Linked DNA regions of Homo sapiens: region 2 is linked to region 1. Evidence: chromatin loops called from intact Hi-C (ENCODE). Cell type or tissue: heart right ventricle. All regions are shown on one strand.

What was found. Hi-C counts contacts between places; a loop is a spot of excess contacts. Peaks named below come from ENCODE experiments on the same cell type or tissue, not always from the same donor. Only the 100,000 strongest peaks of a DNase experiment are listed, where the experiment ranks them.
Region 2: it touches region 1 in a loop (2.5-fold over the local background); 3 of 110 quality-filtered maps call a loop at or near these places.

The regions. Positions count from the first base shown.
Region 1 is chr2:222,899,318-222,907,317 of GRCh38, reverse strand. It overlaps ACSL3 (acyl-CoA synthetase long chain family member 3), which reads right to left. Exons shown (of 17, transcript NM_004457.5): 3 at 6,538-6,644. It also overlaps the pseudogene ATG12P2. Among named protein-coding and RNA genes, the nearest start is that of ACSL3-AS1, 16 kb to the left of the region's middle. RefSeq lists enhancers at 45-616, 617-1,189. In heart right ventricle, a CTCF peak has its summit at 3,492 (motif pointing right); no DNase peak of the experiment used is centred here; H3K27ac peaks cover 335 bases.
Region 2 is chr2:222,749,197-222,757,196 of GRCh38, reverse strand. LOC105373903 (a long non-coding RNA gene) reads right to left here. Exons shown (of 4, transcript XR_001739904.2): 2 at 6,923-7,044. Among named protein-coding and RNA genes, the nearest start is that of MOGAT1, 82 kb to the right of the region's middle. In heart right ventricle, no CTCF peak of the experiment used is centred here; a DNase peak (open chromatin) is centred at 3,626; H3K27ac peaks cover 1,938 bases.

The DNA of each region.
Region 1 (8,000 bases):
TAGATAGATGAGAGAACTGAAGAATCCTTTCTCTTTCATCCAGTCCCCATTCTTAGGGCAGAAGCTCTACCCCAGATGCATCAGGCCAAGGACACCAAGCACAGATCATCTTTGCCTCACCTCTTGTAAAGCAGAGGTTCCATGCAGGCCAAGAAGCTCCAAACAGAGAAGACTGATGGGTACATTGATGGCCTAGTAGACCACTCACAGAACAGATATAACTATAAGAAAATCAAGCTGCTGTCCCCAGCCCCAGCTCCAGAACAATGGCACAAAGGTTCTGCACAGGCTGGAGAAGCAGGCTGTAAGAACACAGAGCCCCTTAGCAATTTCTAAGACCGACTATATTTAGAACAAAGAATGGAAAAGTTCATGCCTAATGGCACTGTCAAAAACAACACAGACATTGGTGGTAAGCAATTATGATGAGGCTGCCCAGTACTTTGGGAGGCCAGGGAGGACAGAACACAAAATCAGGAGATCGAGACCATCCTGGCCAACACAGTGAAACCCCGTCTCTACTAAAAATACAAAAATTAGCTGGGCGTGATGGTACACGCCTGTAGTCCCAGCTACTCGGGAGGCTGAGGCAGGAGAATCGCTTGAACCTGGGAGGCGGAGATTGCAGTGAGCAGAGATAGCGCCACTGCACTCCAGCCCAGCAACAGAGCAAGATTCCATCTAAAAAAAAAAAAAAAATGAGGCTGGTAGTTCTGTGACAGCAGCAAGTGAAAGACTAACCAACTACTGTAGAAGTTTCACAGAGAACCAGGGAAAGAGATACCTAAGAATCCTCCTTTTTGACATGACAAGCCTCAAAGACTGCCATCAAACACAACCCCTATACAAAGGGCATCTTAATTTAACTGGATCACAAGTGGGGAAATTTATGGCCCAAAGCTTTGTCCAAAACAATAAAGCAATCAGTTAGCAATTAGTGAAGAATAGTTGCTGGGTGGTGATACCAATGAAAGCAGAAGCTTAACAAGGAGATCTGAGAGTTAAAGAAAGCCCTGCTGAAAATCGGCTATCATCTCTCAAGAAGGGCAGTCCAGGGTGACTATGTGCGTGCCCAAGTGTACCCTCTTGAGGAGAAACATCTGAGGGTACACTGTGCAGAATAAACAAACCTCAGTGTAATAGCTCAGCCAAGTCAGTTAACAAATAAGGAAACAACACAACAAGCAGCAGCCCTGGAAGAGGGGAGGGAAAATCAGTATTCCGAGTTGCTACAAAATACTATCTAAAATGCCCAGTTTACAACACAAAATCATGAGGCATGCAAATAAACAGAAAAGTATGACACACAGAAAGAAGGGAAAAGCAGGCAGCAGAAATTGTCCTTGAAGGCCCAGATGTCAGACTTAGTAGACAAGACAGCAAAGCAGCTATTATAAATATGTTCAAAGAACTAAAAGACTGAATTCTAGCACTCTGGAAAAAAAAAAAAAGAACTAAAGGAAATCATGCTTAAAATACCAAAAATCCAAATCGATTTTACAAGTTAAGGAACACCTCCAAATTTGCTCATGCACAGCTGATGAGAAGTCAGGACTCCCAACTGAGCCTCAGGCTCTGTTCACCATTCCAGGCTATTTTCTTTGACAATGTATTGTGTAGTAATCCAAAGACTGGTCGAGGGAATTTGGTTTTTGCCATAAAGGTCATGGGGAGACATTAAAGCTTTCTGTACAGGAAAATGGCAAAATGAAAACAAACGGTCTTGCTACACCTAGAACATCAGAGTTGCAAAGAATAAACATACCCTAATAACCCAGAAGAAAGATGTTATCCAACTAAGTTCTCTCACTAAAATTTAATTTTGCATGTTTGTTTTTGAATTAAAAATAATATCATGGCCAGACATGGTGGCTCATGCCTGTAATCCCAGCACTTTGGGAGGCCAAGGCAGGCGGATTGCTTGAGCCCAGCAGTTCAAGACCAGCCGGGGCAATATAGTAAAACCTCATCTCTACAAAAAAGAGAAAAATTAGCAGGGTGTGGTGGTGCACACTTGTAGTCCCTGCTACTCGGGAGACTGAGATGGGAGGATCACCTCAGCCTAGGGAGATCGAGGCTGCAATGAGCTGTGATCCTGCCACTGCACTCCAGCTTGGGCAACAAAGCAAGACCCTGTCTCAAAAAACATATATAAAAAAATTAGCCAGATGCAGTGGCTTATCATGAGGCTGAGGCAGGCCTGTTTGAGCTCTTACCACCCCTGAACAATCCTTTTCAAAATCTCACCTGGGACCTAACAAGATGGCAGAAGCTGAAGACAATGTCACAGCTACCTCCCTTAACTGCTGCTGGCAGCAAAGGACTTACTCTAGAGGTCTCCCCAAAGCAAGCACCTCAGACCCCCCTTATTCCACTGTAGTTTCCTGGGACACAGGATCCTGCTGGCAACATCAAGAAAATTCTGACATCCTACTAAAGGCTGTGGGACATGTTCCTATTATGAAAACAAAGAAGCAGGCAGTAGAGTGAACTCGAACCATCCAAAGACTCCTTGACTTCATCAAAAAAGTTCCTTAAACTTGCAACCTCAGTTGTTTATTTATGTGAGTCAGGCTTTTGCTCTTTCCCTGGACCAGGAATTTGGAACCTTCTATGAGTGTTTCAGCAGTGATGGTAAACTAGTTCTACATTACTGCAAATCTCAGGCATGGGAATGAACCACAGAAAAAAACAACTTGCTACTTAAAATGAATTTTCACAGAGGAAATAGTTCTGAAAAGTTTTGATGCTTTGTAGCAAGAGCCTTAACAGATATGACCTATTCAGTATGTGTCCACTATGACCTATGCTAATGCCTAAGAAAACATCCACAGCATGAATGGACTCACAAAAACGTGATTTGTATTAATATACAAATCATCATAAAAGACTGACATCAGAGCAGACCCACCGTTCCTATACATTACTATTCTCATTGCCACAGATCTGCCTCCAAGGTTGAAATGGAGACTAAGACCATATAAACTTCACTACCAGTTCTCAAAATGACCATAATTGTTTTTTGTTTTGTTTTGTTTTGTTTTTTGAGATGGAGTTTCGCTCTTGTTGCCCAGGCTGGAGTGCAATGGTGCGATCTCGGCTCACTGCAACCTCCGCCTCCCAGGTTCAAGCAATTCTCCTGCCTCAGACTCCCGAGTAGCTGGGATTACAGGCATGCACCATCACGCCCGGCTAATTTTGTATTTTTAGTAGAGACGGGGTTTCTCCATGTTGAGGCTGGTCTCGAACTCCTGACCTCAGGTGATCCGCCCGCCTCGGCCTCCCAAAGTACTGGGATTACAGGCGTGAGCCACCGCGCCCAGCCGACCATAATTGTTTTAATGGTAAAAGTTTATTAAAGGGCTTTTTTTTTTTAACTATTCAGGGAACTTCAGTTTGTTTGGGATATGGGATGTTTACATTTATACCCACTGTGTTACCTTCTTGTAAAATAGTCATATTGACCTGCTCACTGAATACCTTAAATAGTCCAGTAGAGGGCAGCCCTGCTGGCAAAAAGGGTTTTACATCTTTACCACACAGTAACAGGAGAAAAGACTGTTTTGTTAATTTTTAGCTAATATCTAGTCAGGAGAGCAAGCATGTTGGGCAAACTGGAAGACTATTTCAGAGAATATACATAGTTTAAATTTATTCCATTGGGATACAGAAAAAAATTTTATAAATTCTGGACAAATGACTCATATAACTCTTTTCAATCCTATCATTTAATATTTCTTGAGTTCCAATCATATAACTATGGTGTTACTCTGTCATTTATTTATATAGTATCAAAAGAACTAAATAATCCCAGCAACATCTTTGAGTGTTTCACAATGCACTTTCCAACTTGAAAGCAATCAATAATTGAAAAACAGGCCAGCATGGTGGCTCACAACTGTAATCCCAGGACTTTGGGAGGCCAGGACAAATGGATCACTTGAGCTCAGAAGTTTGAGACCAGCCTGGGAAACATGACGAAGCCCTGTCTCTACAAAAACTACAAAAGTTAGCCAGGTATGGTGGCACACACTTGTAGTACCAGCTACTCAAGAGGCGGAATCAAGTGGGAGGATGACTTGAGACCAGGAGATGAAAAGTGCGATAAGTTAAGATCATGCCACTGCACTCCGGCCTGGGCCACGAAGCCAGACCTCATCTCAAAAAAAAAAAGAAAATCAACCTTCAATTTTACGTCTATTTCATGACATGACTAACAGTACCATTTTTACTGATGCTACTAGGCTGTAATTTCCTAAGGTGTGATTTGACTTTTTTTTCTTCCTTCTATTTGTAGTACCATATTGATAGAGGCTGGAGGCAGACAAATACCTAGGCAGATAGGGTAGAGTCCCCGGTGAAACCTCACCTTCAAGCCTAAAGCAACCTGAAGGCTGAAAGACTGGACTGCTGGTCCAGGTTGAAACCCGTGACCCAGAGGGAGAAAGTCTGTCCCAGTTTGCCCACCGTTTCCTGACTGATTCTTTCTGAATAATGCCCTAGGGTGGAGCCACCAGGAATTTGTGCCTCATGCAGAGGAGAAGTCTGCACTCTTCAGCTCCTGTGTGGTGGCCCTGGTATTCAATTTGTGAGGTAGAAACCTGCCTGCAGGACCCCTCTCTTTGCTGAGCTTTCCTTTTGCTTAATAAATTCCGCCCTCCTCATCCTTCAATGTGTCCACATGCCTAATTTTTTTCTGGTCATGAGACAAGAACCTGGATTTAGCTGAACTAAGGAGCAAGAATCCTGCATCAATATCTTTTTTAAAGCATTATAATAAATTGAATGGCATGTACAAACAAGATCTAAGGTATGTACTAGAATTCCAAGTATTTATTTTCAAAGGTAATGGTGTGAATGGTATGATTTTATTGAAGGATTTGAATTATATTTTAATCCCTTAAAGCCCAGAATGCAATTTATGGCTACAGGGATCTGCCATACATTAGCCTCAGGGGACGCTAAGTAACAACTAAATTTATAGTGATGAAATCACTGTCTAGTTCTCATTTTCTACCCAAACCTATGAATTTTTGAGTCCCCTTACATCAATGTCTTTATGTAATTAATATAGCTAATAGCACTAGAATAATACTGACAAGTTGAATTACATAACATTATCTTACAAGATTATAAAAATTTGCAATTATGTTGAAAGCTGGAAAGTGTATCAAGTTAAATAAGTTGGATATGAAAAAAGACTTATCTAATTTTGTCCACTTAGTTTACTTAAGTGAATATATTTACACGCATGTATTTAACAAGTAACAAAAATATGTTAAATTTGGGTATTGTGTTTACCACTGAGGTTTCAGATGATAGAATATTTGCTACCTCAACAATATTTGAGTTCTTTTTTTTTTTTTTTTTTTTTGAGACCGAGTCTCACTCTGTCACCCAGGCTGGAGTGCAGTGGCGCGATCTCGGCTCACTACAACCTTCGCCTCCGGGTTCAAGTGATTCTCCTGCCTCAGCCTCCCGAGTAGCTGAGACTACAGGCGTGCTCAATCACGCCCAGCTAATTTTTGTATTTTTAGTAAAGATGGGGTTTCACCATGTTGGCCAGGATGGTCTCGATCTCTTGACCTTGTGATCCGCCCACCTTGGCCTCCCAAAGTGCTGGGATTACAGGCGTGGGCCACCATGCCCAGCCTTTTCTTTTGGACCTAAATAACTAGTTCATTAAATCTAAGGTTAGCTTAAAAAAGATCTCAGCTGTATAAAAGCTGGCTTTTAGACAGAAATAAGTAAGCTGATTTTAAAATTCACATGGATATTAAAAGCACCCAGAACAGCCAAACAATCTTGAAAAAGAACAAACTTGGATGACTTATATGTCTTAATTTTAAAATTTACTATAAAGGAAAAGTAATTAAGATGGTGTGGTACTGGCAAAAGGACAGACAGATAGATCAATGGAGTCAATTTAAGAATCCAGAAATAAATCCTTATATTATGGACAACTGAATTTCAATGGGGTGGTGAGAAAATTTAATGGGGAAAGAACAGTCTTTTCAACAAATGGTACTGAAATAACTAACAAGCAAAAGTTGTAACCCTTCCTTACACCATACAAAAAGTTAACTCAAATTGATCATATAACCTAAAGGTAAGTATTAATCAAGTGTTAATGGTGCTTCAGGAAGAGTACAGTAAAAGGTAGAGACTAGTTCTGGCATTTTCTGAGAAATCTTCTTGGATCAAATGGCAATTTTTTGTGATCTTAAAAGGCTGAGGACAAGTGAAGATGGTGTAGGGGAGTGGGAGTAGGGATGGAGCTTTAGAAGTTATGGCACCACACAGATTGACCAAGCACCAAAAAGTTTGTCTTTTGTTCAAGCAACAAAAAATAAACCAGAAGAGCAGGGCTGGGAGGAGACGAAGTTGAACTGTTGTGCCCTTTGAAAAGAACTTAGTTTGCATTCTAATGTACACAAATGCAGGTTTAGAAAATAACTATCTGTAGAAGACAATGTGAAGGCAGCAGAAACAAAAGGCAAAGAAATTAGATAAAAATCAGTGAAAGTAATTCTTTACCTTCCTCGATCAAGAGGCTAAGGTGGTGTGACACAGGACCAGCAGCTTCTGAGGGTGGCAAATGTTACAGCTGTTTCCCCAGTCCTTCCCAACAACGAATTCTGTATCTGAATACAATATAGAATTAAGTCATGAATTAGAGCTGTAACAATACAAGGAGAGAAAATGATCTTGGTGCCTTCCACCAAGACAGAAATACAAGAAGTAAAATAGGTGGTCAGTGGTTGCATGGTTGGTAGAAAGAAAATAAATACAGTCTTGAAAATACGGGTTTAAGATTCCTGTGAGTCATCCAAATATACACAAACTGTGAAACTTCAGAGAGGCCAGAGCTAGAGGCACACATTTTGGAGCCATAAAGAGAAGGATGAGAATGCCCAAACAGAACACATAGGAAATCTACAAGATCAAGCTCAAGGACAGAAAACTTTGAAAAGAAACCAATCCATGGGGCCGAGAAGGAGAAAGTACCACTGAGGAAACCAATAAGAAAATGGAGAGGACAGTGTTGCAAAAGCCAAGGGAGGGGAGAGCCACAGAGCAAGTATTCAAGGGCGTCAAATGCAGCCTAGTGATACCAGCCACATTCAATTAAGCCATTTAATTTTTCTAAAATGTTCTAGATAAATTAAGTAAAGTAACAAATTTGGACAACCGCATCTTATTTGCTAGGTGGCTCTAAAAAATCTTTAGAACTAGTCATAGATACTTTATGTTGCTACACCTTAGAATGAGTATTACTGTCAGAGGCGTTTGAACCAGAGCGACTCCGTCTTTGGTGAGGGCTAGGAAAATGAGGCTGGGACTTGCTGGGCTGCATTCCCAGAAAATTAGGCATTCCGAGCCTCCGGGTGTTTCCAGTTAAGGGAACAAATTAATAATGTTTAAAAAACAGATCCAGACTTGGGAGTGTCCAGATATCCCGATATCTGGAGAACAAAGGCATTCCTAATTTTGCTTTAAAGATAACATTGATTTTTGCAATGTTATCTTAATATAGTAATTAAGAAAATTATTCCTTTATCACAAACCCTGTAGCAGAGCACATCTTCCCATGTATACCAGCACTGTACCCAGGGTGGGCGCGTTCCTCCTCTTACTTTCAGGAGCATCCTACTCTGTCTATGGAGTAGCTATTCTTGCGCCACTTTATGTTCTTAATAAACTTGCCTCTATTTTGCACTATGGACTCGCCCTGAATTCTTTCTTGCGCAAGATCCGAGAACCTTCCCTTCAGGTTTAGATCAGGACCCCTGTCCTGTAACATTATCTTTCTCTTTTTATTTATTTATTTTTTTATTCTTTTTTGAGAGAGAGTCCCGTCCGTTGCCTGGCTGGAGAGCAGTGATGCGATCTCGGCTCACTGCAAGCTCTGCCTCCCAGGTTCAAGCGATTCTCCTGCCTCAGCCTCCTGAGTAGCTGGGACGACAGTCGCCTGCCACCACGCCCAGCTAATTTTTGTA
Region 2 (8,000 bases), 150 kb after region 1:
GGGCAGACATTCCAAGGAGGAGTAGTCATATGAAGAGAGGCACATCTGCAGGACAGGGTGTGACTTTATGGATGACTATGCCCCAGGACAGTACTGATAGGAAATACTAAAATATGCCAGTGGTTACCCCTTGGCTCTGGGATTAGTGGTGAATCAATTTCAGCTTCATCATTCCCTGTCTTTTCCAAAATTTAAACAAATAGACTTAAGTTATTAAGGAAAATTATTGCAGTTGTTCTTTTGGTTTTGTGTGTGAATGGAGCATTTGGGAATATGGCTAGGAAGTAAAGAGGTCAAGATGCTGAGGGTGAGAAATGATTCTGAAATAGAGACTCTGGTTAGGGCAGCCTCAGAGTTCCCTGAGTTGAGGAGACTGGCCTCTGTCTGAGAACAATGGTTCTTAACGCTGGCTTAGGTGCTTGAAAATACAAATGCCCAGGCCTCACCCAGCCCAATGAACAGAGACTCTGGAGTGGGATTCAGTCCTGGTAATTCCCCCAGGGTAGGCTCTTAAGCAAAGGGCAGGTACGGACAGACATGGACACCCAGGAATGTGTGTGCAATAGTGAGAGATGCTGGAGGCTGAAAGGGGAGGAATGAGGCCAGGAGGGAAAGGGGCAGTGCTCAGAAGAGCAGCAGCCAGTGACATTTTGGGGCTATAAGAGGTAGAAATATGCCAGATGAAGGAGAGGGGAAAGGACATTCCAGGCAGAGAAAACACTGCACAAAGGCATGGAGGTTTACAGGAAGCAGGAAGCAATGTTTTGACCAGAGCAAGGTGCAGAGAGGACAGGAGGAGACGAGTAGGGTGAGGTTGATGACAGTGGGTTTAGTTTATTTTTAAAAAAATCTTTGCAGCTGGGTGTGATGGCTCATGCCTTTAGTCCCAGCTACTCAGAAGGCTAAGGCAGAAGAATTTCACTTGAGCCCAGGAGTTCAAGTCTGCAGTGAGCTATGATCACACCACTGCACTCCAGCCTGGGAGACAGAGTGAGACCTCATCTCAAAAAAAAAAAAAAAAAAAAAAAAAGAAGAAAGAAAGAAAAAAATCTTTGCTATTAAATCCTTAGCTTCTCAAGATAGATTTTCTTTTTTGCCACTCATCAGTTATGTGCATGGCTATTGAGTTATTACTGATTTTCAAATTATTTCATCTTTCAAGTTTCAGTTTTATGGATACTGCAGTTAGTTCTCATTGGCCAATGCTTATAGTCTATAATTTGCTTAATAGAGATAGGCTGTCACTCTGTTGCCCAGGCTGGAGTGCAATGGAGCGATCTTGGCTTACTGCAGCCTGGAACTACTGGCTCAAGTCATCCTCCCGCGTCAGCCTCTCAAGTAGTCAGGACTACAGGTGTGTGCCACCACACCTAGCTGATTTTTAATTTTTTTGTAGAGACAGGGTCTTGCTATGTTGCCCAGGCTGGTCTCAAATTCTTGGCCTCAAGTGATCCTCCCACTTTGGCCTCCCAAAGTGCTGGGATTACAGACTTGAGCCACTGGGTTTTGCCCATAATGTTAGTATTTAAAACAACAGAGTCTATTGGTCTAGAGCAGGGGTTTTCAGCCTCAGTATGGCCGGCTTTTTATGCTGCGTAATTCTTTTATGGTGGGGGACTGTCTTGTGTATTGCAGGATATTGAGCAGCATCACTGGCCTCTACCTACTAGATGCCAGTAACATCTACCCTCCACCCTCTTTCATGCCCATTCCCAGTTGTGATGATCAAAGGTCTCCAGTCAAGTGTCACTTGGGGACAAAATCGTGCCCCATCTTCAACTGAGAACTACTTGTCCAGAGATCTAGAGTCTAAATCTAGACTGATTCTTCTCAAATGTGCGTGCATATGAATTCCCTTGGGGATCTTGTTAAAGCGCATGTTCTGGCTCAGTAGGCCAGGAGCGTGGTCTCAGAAATTTTGTCTGTGTAAAAGGCTTCAAGGTGATGCTGATGCTGCTGCTCTAGGAAGAACACTTTTGAGTAACCAGGCTCTAAACCCCACATATATTCACCCCATTGAATGGGATGGGGGTCATGTTTATTGTAGCTTTCCATTAATACATTTGAGAATTGGCTGTGGCCTCTGAGTATTCCTAGGGTCCCTTTATGCCATTTTATAGAATTCATGAATATGAGGGCCCACAAATACACTGAAGGCCATCATTGTGTAGCCTGCAGCCCTGGTTAATTTATGTATGTAATATTATTCACCTGGAAAGCTTTCTTTAATTGCCACATTGTTAATTCATCCAACTGCAAGAAGAGCAATTATAATTTGATTTTCACTGGCAGCAAATGTTTCCATTTAGTCACATGGCACTTTCTTATTCCAATCACACTCCATTGTCTAATCAAAGTCCATTTTTGGATCATGATAAAATGTTGTCCCTTTAAATAGCCTAGGAGTTTTTCAGCTGAAGTAAATTCAAATTGTCCACCCAGATGAGCCTCACATGATGGAACAGATGTGATTTGGAAGAGTTGAGCTGGAAAATATGTTTCCCAAAATTAAATAATATTTTCTCCAACTTACATAATAGGAAGTATACTTCCCTTGAAATTATACCCTTAGAAGACAACCATCTAGGAGAATGTCACTATTAAAAATCCATTCAACATTCTTTTATTTCACAAATATTTACTGACCACTACAACAGGCCAGGGACAATTGCAGGAGCTGGCAAGAGAACTGTGACCCTGGCCAACAAGATGTGGTCTAATGGGGAAAGCAGACAACACATGGGATGATGTTGGACAGAGATAAGTGCCCAAAAGAAAAACAGTGATGCTCTGATATGGGAGGTGGTATGGGTGGTCAGGGCACCCTCTCTCAAGAAATGTTGCATGGAAGCCGAGATGCTAATGAGAAGGAGATGCCTCTGCAAAGATCTGAAATAAGGACATATCTGAGGAAGGCAAAGTGATGTCATGTATGAATAGTGAACTGAGGCCAGGCGCAGTGGCTCACGCCTGTAATCCCAGTGCTTTGGGAGGCCAAGGCAGGTGGGTCTCCTGAGGTCAGGAGTTCGAGACCAGCCTGGCCAACATGGTGAAACCCTGTATCTATTAAAAATACAAAAATCAGCTGCGCATGGTGGCAGGTGCCTGTAATCTCAGCTACATGGGAGACTGACGCAGGAGAATCGTTTGAACCTGGGAGGTGGAGGTTGCAGTGAGCCGAGACTACGCCATTGCACTCCAGCCTGGGCGACAAAAGCTAAACTCTGTCTCAAATTAAAAAAATAGTGAACTGAGAAAGCAGAGAAAGGAAAGGACAAAATTGAGAGTCAGAAAAGAAAAGGTTTGTCCCCGCTCAGACACTTACTAGCTCTAGGAACTTGAGCAAAATTCTCTCATCTTCTTTAGGTCCCAGTATCTGCAGAAACAAGGGGAGTGACCTAGATCAGTGGTTCTCAAACTTGGCTGCAATTTGGAATCACCTGGGAAACTTTCCAACCACTGATGACTTCACTGGTCTGGAGGACGGTTTTGGGCATGGGGATTTTAACACTCTCCAGGTGATTCTAATGTACTTAGCAGTTTGAGAGCCCTGAACTAATTATCTGTGAAGCTGTGTCCCAACTCTACCACTTAGAGATATCGGCTACCCCTGTAGTGGAGTTCAGTGACCTCAACTGGCCCAGCCTCCCTGGGCCTCTGTATCTGCAGCTGCTGAATGTGGGGAGTTGACCTGGATTTGTCTCTCCACTTTCATTTTATTATTATTCTATGGCATGATTAGATTGTTTGCTTATTTAACAACAGGGCTGAAATCCCATCTTGGGCCAGCTGTCTTTTTCCCAGCTGGAAGAGGTAATGTGATATTCCCTGCAGGGCTTCTTTCTGTCTCTCAGCCTCTCCAAAGCAAATGTACTTTTCCATCTCTTTCAACTGTAGTATAAAAAGAGAGGACTATGGTCACACAGTCATAGGCATTTCCTTTATAAATGAAGGCAAGCAATGAAATAGCTCTTGGCCTGCCACCCAGGTAAACTCAAGACAAATTTAGAAACATCGAACTTGCACTATCCTTTGACAAAACAGAGTGAGAATATGTTTTGTTTTGTTCTTTGACTATTGCGCACCCACTCCTTTCTTACATTCCTTAAGATACAATCCAAAAAGACAGGTAGTGTTTTCAAAGGCCAAAGCTCGCTAAAGAGCTTAACTCTATTAATGACAGAGGGCACTAAATTCCAGCTCAAGCGGATTAGCCTAGTTAAGTCCTCAGCATTAGGGTCTCGTCTAACACCAGGCCTGCTAAGAAGCTGTCAGCCCTCCTTCTCGCAAATCCTCCCTAAACTCCCAATAATAGCAACTTAATCTATGAAGAAAGCAACAAAGGAGAAGCTCTAAGTACAGCCTGTGCCTTAGAGAAGAGCTATCCTTTGGAATAGAATGTGAGCAGCATGGATTATTTTAAACTTTCTAGTCATTCTATCAAACAAGGAAAAAGGAACAGATGAAATGAATTTGAATTCTTGTTTTATTTTGCCTCATAGAACCATAGTATTATCATTTCAACACATAATCGATATACAAACTTTATGAATGAGATATTTTACGTTCTCTTTTTCTTAGCAAGTTTTTGAAATCCTGTGAGCATTTTACAGCATATCTCAATTCGAGCTACATGCATTTCCAGGGCTCAATAGACCACATGTGGCTTGTGGCTACTGTCTCGACAGAACCTCAGAGGATCCTGTTTACTTTTGCAGTACGGCAGCAGGGGGAGAAACAGGGTTGGCTGCAGGGTAGGGAGATGGAGCCCACTAAACATTTCTTTAAACAAATATAAAACATATTATTCTACATAGGAAAACATGTTAACAAATTTATTTCTTTGTTAAAGAGATCTCGTAGTGAGCTGAAATGAGAAAAGGCTGCCTTTGTCCATCTGGGCTGCTGTCATAAAATACCATAAACTGGGTACCTTTTAAATAACAGAAATTTCTTTCTCACGGTTCTGGAGGTTGAGAAGTCCAAGACCAAAGTGGAGCAGATTCAGTGTCTGGTGAGGGCCTACTTTCAGGCTCGGGGTGGCACCTTCTAGCTGTGTCCTCACATGGTGAAACGTTAAGGGAGCCCACTGAGGCCTCTTTTATAAGGACCCTAATCTCATTAATGAGGACTCTGCCTTCATGCCCTAATCACTTCCCGAAGGCCCCACCACCTAATACTGTCACCCTGGGAATTAGGTTTCAACATAGGAATTTTGCGGGGACCACAAATACTCAGACCCAGACCACGGCGAAGGCTTTGGAGCCAAATAGATCTGGATTTAAATTCTGCCTAAGTCAAAGTCATACCATTTTTAGGCAAACCTAAAAAAGTAAAAACCTTTCTGAGTTTCTGAGCCTCACTTTCCTCAACTGTTAAATGGGTAAAATTCCTCCTCATCAGACTCATCATGACCAGCCACCTTGGCCATACAATTAACCCAAATTAATAACCCACAGTGCAAGGCATGTATAAGAGAATAGACTGTTAAAGCAAACTAAATACGACCTGAGAAGGACTCTGTACTTCCATATTTGAGTCCTTGTAGATGAACTGCAACCTAATGTAATAAGTAGACAAGACTGAAAATCTAACTTAGGAGTATTTGCCTGTAACAATCATTGAGTCTTGACCAATCACAGCAGCCGTGCTCCAACCACTCACACACTGCCTAGTGTTCAAACTGTATTCAAATAAGTCAAACACCTTATTGAGCTGTACTCAATCCCGTTGTTTCTGAACCTCACTTCCGATTTTGCTATGTCACTTCCCTTTTTTTGTCTATAAATCTTCTTCCACCACGTGGCTGTGCTGGAGCCTATCTGAATCTGCTGTGATTCTGGGGGCTGCCTGTTTCGTGAGGTCATTGCTCAGTTAAACGCCTTTAAATTTAATTCTGCTGAAGTTTTTCTTTTAACAAGACAAAGCTAAACCTTAACTGGGCCGTAAATTGCCAAGTTTAGGTGCTATGTCAGTATTGGGGGCTGATTAAAATTAACTTAGTATTTGGCTGGGCACAGTGGCTCACACCTGTAATCCCAGCACTTTGGGAGGCTGAGGCAGGCAGATCACCTGAGGTCAGGAGGTCGAGACCAGTCTGGCCAACATGGTGAAACCCCGTCTCTACTAAAAATACAAAAATTAGCAGGGCATGGTGGCACATGCCTGTAATCCCAGCTACTCGGGAGGCTGAGGCAGGGTAATCGCTTGAACCCAGGAGGTGGAGGTTGTAGTGAGCTGAGATCGTGCCACTGCACTCCAGCCTGGGCAACAGGAGTGAAAGTCTGTCTCAAAATAAAGAAAAAAAAAAAGAAGGAAGAAAACATCCAGCAGAGTGCTGATCACAGTGGCTGGTTGCTGAAGAAATGTGGGCACGCTCTTTGACATATGCATCCCACAGTGCCTTGCATACAGCGGGTAACCAGTAAATTATGAGTTCACTACAAAATTACGGCATTAACAAAAGCAGCAGCTGTGGACCTGATTCTTATCAAAGGAAAGCTCAAGAGCCTTAAGCCATACATATTGAAAGAAACCCAAATGCTATTATTTTATCTGTATTTTCCTCTAACTTCTCTGGCTTTTACAAAGGAACTGCTATTTGCAGCAATTTACCATATCAGCTATTAACATGGCTCCAGAATATAGTTTTAGCTTTAATTTTTCTTATAGGTGACTTTTTTTTTTAACTAAAACGGAAGACTGTGATATGCTCCAATTTTTTGATGAAAATCAACCTTCCTCCATTCTCTGCTTCATAAAACTCCCTGATAATGGTGGCTCATGCCTGTAATCCCAACACTTTGAGAGGCCAAGGCAGGAGGATCGCTTGAAGCCAGGAGTTTGAGACCAGCCTGGGCAACATAGTAAAACCCTTTCTCTACAAAAAATAAAATAAACAGCTAGGTGTAGATGTATGTACCTGTAGTCCCAGCTACTCAAGAGGCTGAGGTGGGAAGGTGGCCTGAATCCACGAATTGCAGGCTGCGGTGAACTACGGTGGTACCACTGTACTCCCTTCAGCCTGGGCCAAAGAGCAACACCCTGTCTCAAAAAAAAAAAAGCTTAAATTTTATTTTAAAAAAATAAAAGAAGGTTATTAAAGGGCTTTCAGTGCAATTTTTATCACAATTCCAATGACATTTTTCACATAAGTAGAAAAAACAATTCTAAAATTAACATGGAAACAAAAAAGACCCTGAATAGCCAAAACAATTTTGAGAAAGAACAAAGCTGGAGACAGTTGCTGATTTCAAACTATGTTACAAAGCTATAGTAGTGAAAACAGGATAGTACGTGCATAAAACTGAACACATAGACCAATGGAACAGAATAATATGCCCATAAATAAACCCATGCAAATAAATAGTCAACTAATTTTTGACAAAAGCACCAAGAACATGCAATGGGGAAAGGAAACTCTCTTTAACAAATGATGTTGGGAAAATTGAATATCTACATGCAAAATAATAAAAGTGGATCCTTGTTTTATAACATATTCAAAAATTAACTTGAAATAAATTTAAGAATTACATATAAGATCTAAGACCATAAAATTCCTAACAGAAAACATGGCCAAAAAGCTCTTTGTATTGGAAGCAATGATTTTTTTTTTTTTTTTTTTTTTTTTTTTTTTTTTTTGGCCATGACACCAAGAGCACAAGCAACAAAAGCAAAAATAAACAAGTGGGACTACATCAAACTAAAAAGCTTCTGCACAACAATCAAAAAAAGGAAGAGGCAGCTAACAATAGAATGGGAGAAAATATTTGAAAACCATATATCCAATAAGGAGTCAATATCCAAAAAATATAAAGAACTCACACAACTCAATAGCAAATAAATGAATAAATAAATAATCTGATTAAAAAATGTGCAAAGGTCCTGAATGGACATTTTCCAAAGAAGACTTACAGTCAATGGATATATGAAAAATGCTCAACATGACTAATCGTTGGAAACATGCAAATCAAAACCACAGTGAGATATAATATCACACC